2 separate regions of the Homo sapiens genome follow, and region 2 is linked to region 1. The links are chromatin contacts, found by Hi-C or POLR2A ChIA-PET in ENCODE. All regions are on one chromosome and are shown on one strand. The core of a region is the stretch at or near the end of the contact, and the rest is flanking DNA. Distances in the headings are between cores, read along the strand shown. Region 1 has its middle 21 kb from the start of LINC01738. Region 2 has its middle 40 kb from the start of FOXD2.

What was found. A loop is a pair of places that touch in the nucleus more often than their neighbours do. ChIA-PET counts read pairs that join two places held with the same protein, here RNA polymerase II (POLR2A).
Region 2: a loop to region 1 is called in a map of Caco-2, with 12 times the contacts of the local background. The contact joins two enhancer-like sites. A Hi-C loop is called at or near these places in 1 of 168 maps with a recorded cell type or tissue (Caco-2). POLR2A ChIA-PET finds 5 or more read pairs at or near these places in 2 of 52 experiments (A673 and CD4-positive, alpha-beta T cell).

Annotation. Positions count from the first base shown.
Region 1 is chr1:47,707,524-47,711,333 of GRCh38, forward strand. No RefSeq gene overlaps it. Among named protein-coding and RNA genes, the nearest start is that of LINC01738, 21 kb to the left of the region's middle. RefSeq lists enhancers at 534-1,500, 3,287-3,787 and a silencer at 3,148-3,217. Within about 2 kb of position 1,613, at least 3 of the 41 ENCODE cell types and tissues checked have a DNase peak (open chromatin) inside an H3K27ac peak, as active enhancers do.
Region 2 is chr1:47,476,650-47,480,199 of GRCh38, forward strand. No RefSeq gene overlaps it. Among named protein-coding and RNA genes, the nearest start is that of FOXD2, 40 kb to the left of the region's middle. Within about 2 kb of position 1,687, at least 9 of the 41 ENCODE cell types and tissues checked have a DNase peak (open chromatin) inside an H3K27ac peak, as active enhancers do.

The sequences.
Region 1 (3,810 bases), core at 363-2,862:
GGTCCTGTCTTGGTGAGGGGCTTCAAAAGGCAGCAGCCTACTTGTGCAACCTTGGGAGAGGCCAGCCTTTGGAGACACCATCTTTGATTAGCATGGGCAGGACACAGCAGCTGCAGGTCGTGGGGCTGGCAGCACCCTTTCTGCCTTCAGTTCCCTGGGGAGTCTCTTCAGGTCAAGGAAATCTTTGGTTCTAACCACTTCTCCGAGCCAGGACTGCTGGGTGGTCTAGGGGCAGGAGGGCAGAATGAGGGTGGGTCAGGGCAGGCCTCTGGTGCAACAAGGGGTGTGGGGTGGAAGACTTGGGATGGGGGGAGGTGGAATCGATGTGAGTGGGGTGGGGACGGGGAGGGCTGGCGCAAAAGGAGAGTTGAGGTCAGCGTTGGGAAAGTTTGTGGGGGGGGGGGGGTGGGGAGGGAGTAGGCGGGACCAGCAGATGCCAGAACGCTAAAAGGGTCCAGGGGACCCGGTAGGGGTCCATGACAGGGTGGAGAGGAGACTCCCTTCCCCCCAGATCCCGCTGTCCCAGGTGGCTAGCAGGAGGGGTACACCGCGAGTCACTGAGCTCCCCCTACATTTTGCGTCTGAGGCTCCAGAACATGTGGCCGACACACCCCTACTCCCAAAGGGCTGTCATTTGGAACGTATTTGCAGACACATGGCTTGTTTTTAAGTTAATGCTTTTTAATTCACTGTTTCCCAGTTGTCGTTTTTTATTGCAAAGGCGGATTCTGCCCGTGTGTGTTCCTTTGCGGGGGCGGGGGATGGGGGTAGCTTCGCGGGCAAAGATCCGATGAGAGAGAGGCAGAGAAAATGAGAGGCAGAGACAGAGGCAAAGGCACAGCGAGACACCGGGGAAACGGGGAAGCAGGTCAGAGAGGAAGAGAGAGACAGGCCGGAAGAGACTGTGCCCAGGAGCCTGGACAAGGGATGCCGTGCCCAGCAGCCTGGACAAGGGATGCCGTGCCCAGGAGCCTGGACAAGGGATGCCGTGCCCAGGAGCCTGGACAAGGGATGCCGTGCCCAGGAGCCTGGACAAGGGATGCCGTGCCCAGGAGCCTGGACAAGGGATGCCGTGCCCAGGAGCCTGGACAAGGGATGCCGTGCCCAGGGAGGGGAAGGCCAGGGGCCGCTCTAGCGGCGAGGGGCGGAGGGTGTGCTGAGAAACCCGGCTCCGGGGACCTAGGCTGACGCCCCCATCTCCGCCTAAGGCCCCTGGGGCTGAGCTTGCTTCCCCCTGGCTCTCTGGTTCCTTTCCGAGTGGAGGAGGGTGAACTGGCCCTTGGGAGAGGGCTGGAGGGACGCGGCGGGAACGGGCTGAGTACGCAGCACCCGGGTCGGCAAGGGCTGGGGTTCTGAGATCAGAGAGAAAAGAGGACCTGGGAGTCGGAGGCGATCTCCCTGGCCCCAGCCGACCCTCTGAGCTCTAGCGAGCCTGAATCCGGCTCTGGGGGTGGCGCCCCCCGCCTGCTGCGGCTCCCGGGGCCAGCGCCCTAACCTTTCAGAGCCTGGCCCTGCCACCTGTAGAAGGAAGGCGCGCTGGTGGCCCGTTCAAGCAGGCAGTGGCAGCACCGGGGGCCTTCTAGAAGGGACGAAACGGCTCAGGGGCCGGGGAAACTTGTTTGGCTTGACAACGCCTGGGCTGGGCGGTTACAGCAGCAATCCCGGGATTCTCGGCCCCGGGGGGTCCTGTTTACGCAGGACTCGCGGCAGACTGGAGGGAGTGGGGCGCTAGAGCTTCCTTCCTTAGCAGCTGAGAACCATTTCATCCCCACCACCGCTATCCTGAGACCCCCTCCTCTCCCCATCTGCGTCGGCTTCCCGCGAACCTTCCCCGGCGGCATCTTCAAACACACAGCGGCGGACACACAAAGACGCTCGCGAGCCAGCACTAGTGTAGGCACTCGGGCACACACAGATACACGACGCAAGGTCCCGGGGACTCGGATGGAGCCGCAGTGTCCCCGGCCCGGGCGGAGAGGGCTCGCGCGTAGGGGCAGCTGCTCCCGGGCCGCTCTCACACCGGGCGCGCGGCTCTCAAGCCGGGAGCTGGCGAGCTGAAAGCCCGGGATAATTAGCGCTAATTACATGTGTGCAAACAGCCGCGGCAGAGGGCGCGGGCTAGGCCGCGGGGCCGCCCCTCCCCCGGCCTGACCCTGGCAGTCCCACCGCAGTGGAGGGGCTCTGCTGGCGCAGCTCGAGCCGACCGCTAGGGGAGAGCGCGCAGGAGCACCCACGAGACCCGGGAATCGGGGTGCGCCGTCAGTGCCCAGAGCCACCGAGCCCCGACCACACACGCGGGCGCGCGTTGCGGCCCGGCAATCTCGGGATGGCGGGTTACAGTCGGGCCAGAGGCTGAGCCCAGAACTGGGGGCCGAACACCCGCTGCCCTTCGCTGCCCTTCAGCGGGGACCGGGCGGGGTGGGGCTGAGCATTCTGGCCCCTAGGCTTCTCCGACTGTTTTGGCCTCCGGAGCAACCCGGTGTCTGCGGAAGATTGGAAGCGACTCTCCAGCACCCCGCCGCCGAGGCCCGCTCTCCCAGGCCATGCCGGCTGGCGCCGAGGCCGCGGGACCTGGAAGGGTCGGAGTCTGGTGCTGGTGCCGGAAGGCCAGCCAGTCTCTGTCCGGATGAGCCACATGATCCCAGAAAGAGCAGCCTGAGCCTTAGTCTGCGCGCCCAAAAAATGAGAATGCAGAGACCATTCATACCTCGCTGGAGGGGCTTCAGATGCTGAGTACACGGGGGTGGGGGCGGGGAGAGCAGGAGAAAGGGCTTTACATGAATCCTAACGTGTGAATGTTTGCACTGAGAGCCAGACTTAGCCATCTCTTTTTATGGGCCTAGGTGCCTGCGGCGGGCTGGCTTGGCGTGGCGGCAGATAATTATATTCCTATAATTATAAATGAAGCTCAGAGAGGCCAAACGTCTCACAAGAGGTCACACAGCAGTAAGAGGCAGCTGGTTTTTCTGACTTCAAATTTCAAGTTCAGACTGCACAACTCTCCGCCATCCCTCCCGGACGCCCCTGGAACCCCACGCACCTCCAGGCCCTGAGCGAAGCCTGGAAGCTGCGGGGCGAAGCGGAGCGCGAGAGAGGTTGCGCTCTGCGGGTCGGGCAGCCGGGGCTCGCTGCAGGCCCATGGCGCCCTCTTGCGTTCGTGGCCGGAGGCGCAGGCGGCTGCTGGGCTGACCCGTGTCCCGCGGTCCTGCTGGACTTGGACGCGGCATCTGACTCCTCTCTCTCAATGATTGCGCAGGCGAGGATCGATTAGCTGCGGAGAGGGTGACCTGAGACCACACGAGGATGCATTTTGTATACCGTACGCTTTGTATGCTGTAAAGCACATGGGACACCCAGTCACAGCGTTTGAACACCACGGTAGTTTTCCACTCGCTTCCACCCCGTCCTTGATTTTTTACAGGAGTCCTGTAAGGCCAGCAGGGCAATAATTATTATTCCCACTATACAGATGGGGCAACCGAAGCAGGCCCAAGGCCACTCGCTGGCGAGTAGCGGAGCCAGCACCCAGACTGGATCTGCTTCCCCCCTCACGTGCACCCGGCTCCCAGGCTAGGGTCTGGCTCTCACCGAGGTTTAAGGAAGAGGGCTTTGGAGTCAGACAGACTCGGGTTCAAATTCTAGTCTAGAACAGGCTGTGAGGTCTCAGACAAACTACAGAACATTTTTGGGTCTCAGTTCTGAATCTGTAAAACCGGGAGGACCCCGCCTCTTAGGACTGTTGGGGGAGGGGTGAATTACGAACCAGGGCCAGGCGACTGGAGCACTGAGTCCAGCGCGGGGTACCAGCGC
Region 2 (3,550 bases), core at 437-2,936, 230 kb before region 1:
TCATTCATTCATTCACTTATTCATTCAACATTTTTTGAGCATTTGCTAAGTGCCTGGTATTGACGATACCAAGACTAATATAACACTGTGTGCCTGCCCTTAAATTGCTCACTATCTGGAGAAGCAGGCAGAGATGCACACAGACATTAAAGACCAAGTTGGAAGGGATTGTGAAGAGGCCGGGATGTAGACGTGGTAGCACCAACAGGGATACTCAACAGCCCCTGAGCCCTTTCTCTCTATCAGGTACAATGCTAAGGGGTCTTCATACCTACCTCCAGGGTTCTTGTAAGTGTATATATATATATATATATGTATATATACAGTCACTTTTAAATATATATAAACTATATAGATATAGTATATATATGTACTATAACTTTATATATAAAGTTATTTAGTTCTTACTTACAAGAACCTTGGCGGTAGGTATGAATGTGGTACTTAGCTGAATTAGTTTCCTATTGCTGTAACAAATTACTGTAAACTTAGCGGCTTTAAACAACCTAAATTTATCATCTTACAGTTTGGAGTTCAGAAGTCCAAAACAAGTTTCACTGGACTAAGGTCAAGGTGTTAGCTGGGCTGTTGCTTCTAGAGACTCTGAGGAATAATCTATTTTCTTACCTTGTTTAACTTCTAGGGGCCACCTGCATTCCTTGGCTTGTGGCCCCTGCATCTCTCCAATCTCTGCTTCTATCATCACATCTCCTGGTCTCACTGTGACCTTCCTGCCTCCCTCTTATAGGGACCCTTGTGATTACACTGGGCCCACCCTGATAATCCATGATAATCTCTCCATCTGAGATCCTTCATTTAATCACATCTGCAAAGTCCCTTTCACCATGTAAGGTAACATATTCACAGACTCTGAGGATGAGGATGTGGACATCTTGAGGGTGGGGAGCATTATTCGGCCTCCCACACCATCTTGCAGATGAGAAAACTAAGACTTACAAAGGTCAAGGAACTTGCCTAAAGTTCTACAGCCAGTAACTGGCAAGTCCCGCCCTCTTTGGATTTGAGCCTCCAGCTCTTAACCTCAAACAAGAAGACTGCTGGTGCAGGTGAACCTTGAACTAGGTTTTGAAGAATGAATCAGAGTTAAAAAAAGGTGTGTCCAGTGGAGGAATGGTGTATGCAAAAGCAAGCTGAGCACTGGGTGTGCTTTGGTACCATAAAATGCTCAGATTCGCTGGGGGTGCAGGGAGGTGAGACAAGACAGGTAGGCAGGGTCTGGATGGTGGAAAGCCGCCTAGAGCAGGCTACAATGTTTGCAGTTGAATTGAAAGATGTGAAAAACCATTGGAGGATTTCACCTGTATGTCCTGGGTAATCCCTTCCCCTTTCTGACCCTCAGTTTCCAGCTCCTCTGCCCTGATCTGCTTTTTCCCTCCCCACTGTCCCTTTGTCCCCTCCCTTCTCACCCCCTTGCTGCCAGGCCTGGTCCCATCCATCCCTGGGCAGGAATGAGGGCTGGGTGAACTGCCCCCTTCCCCCATCCCCAGGACAGCGACGGTTTCCAAATATCTGTCTGTTGAAATAATGTTCTCTGGGCACTGGGCCTCCCTCCCTCCCTCACATTCCTGGGCGAGCCGGCCTGTTTGGCTTGCTCGGACAAATATTGACTTTCTCTGTCCTTCTCACTCTGGGTCTGTTTAAAAGGCATCAATCTTTGCCGGGGTGTGAGCTCCCTCTCCGTAACCTGTGGCCTCTGCGGTCCTATTCGGGCAGGGAGTGGTAGGGGAGGGGCTCACAGGCTCTGGGGATACCCCTTTCTTGCTTGGCTGCACTATAGAGGCTTTTGGTGCAATGCTGTTCCTTGTCAGCTGCTTTCCACGCGGTCCTGCGTGGGGCCTAACAGCCCACTTATGGAGCCTCTACTTGAGGGTCAGGTCTATGCCCGTGGCATGTGCACTGAGACCTTCATACACATTTCTCTAGACTCCTCAATAACCAGGCAGGAAACCCTGCTGATTCTACCCTCAAACAATTATTCATCATCCAACCACTTCTCAGCCTCCACCGCTACCCTCCAGGTCCCAGACACCATCATCTCCTGGATCTGACTCCTGGATTATTAAGTTAACTTCCTAAATTCTGCCCCACTTCCCTTCAGTCTGTTGTCAATTTTGGAGCCAGAGGGATGGGTGAACATGTTGGTTAGCCTGGCTTAGACCCCCCAGCTCCCCTCCCCTCCTCTTGCTCCTCCTCTCTCCCTTTGGGCCTCAGGGTTTTTCCTCCCACCTGAAAAACTTTGCACGAAACTGTTCTCTCTGCCTGGAACGGTCTTCCCAGATCTGGTAGATTCCCTCCCTTACCTCTTAGTAAAATGTTTCTCTGGCCGGGCGTGGTGGCTCACGCGTGTAATCCCAGCACTTTGGGAGGCCGAGGCGGGTGAATCACGAGGTCAGGAGATCGAGACCATCCTGGCTAACATGGTGAAACCCCATCTCTACTAAAAAAAAACCAAAAAAAATTAGCCGGACGTGGTGGCAGGCGCCTGTAGTCCCAGCTACTCGGGAGGCTGAGGCAGGAGAATGGCGTGCACCTGGGAGGTGGAGCTTGCAGTGAGCCGAGATCGTGCCACTGCACTCCAGCCTGGGCAACTAAGCAAGACTCCGTCTCAAAAAAAAAAAAAAGTTTCTGCCAAAATGTCACCTTTTCAGTGAACCTTTCTTGGACAGCAGTTTTTGCATGGAACCCGCCTTGCCTGGTCCCATCACCTGGGTACCCCCTCTCCCCCGCTGCCTTGTCCTTCTCCTCAGCACTTCCTGCCATCTCACACTGTATCTTTTAATTGTGTGTTTTGTTTACTGTCTGTTTCTCTGGAGGGCAGGGCTTTTTGTCTGCTTCATTCACGGCTGCGTCCACACCTAGAGCAGCAGATGTGTGAATCCCCATTTCGTGGGTGAGAGTTAGTAGGGGTTATGGTGTAACAGCTTTTATTTATTACTCACTTTTTGAGTTTCTTCTATTTATCATTCACTTCACAGACTCTAGCTTGCCAGTGCTCGCAACAACCAATCCATAAGGTGGGCCTGGCTATGGTCACCCTTACATGGGCAAAGAAAACCAAGGCAGTGATGATGGTGTAGGGATTGGTCCTGGCTGGACTGCCACCCAAAGTCCCTCTTCCTGCCTCGCCAGCTGCACCCAAACTGGGTGCGCGTGTGCCACAAAAATGCCAGGATAGGGTGAGCTGGTGTCCAAGCCTGTGAACCTTCACCACCCCTCACCTCTTGGCCTCTCCATCTGTTGCCAGGACTTGCTGATGCATGAGCTCAGACTCATCTTGGCCGATCTTGTCCCAGAGCTTTTGGCCGGGCCTCTTCTCTTTCAGCTTCTCCTTGCTTCAAGTCTCTCTCTCTGCCTCTATCTCTATTCATTGCTCTCTGTCTGCTTCTGTCTCTCTGTCTCACTCTATCTCTTTCTCTCTCTCTGTCTCGGGATCATCCCACCCACACTGCTGCCCCATGCATTGCCCTAAGACCTCCCCTCCATCCTCTTTTGCCCTTTGCTCCGTGGGACCAGAGCTGATCTTCCTCCT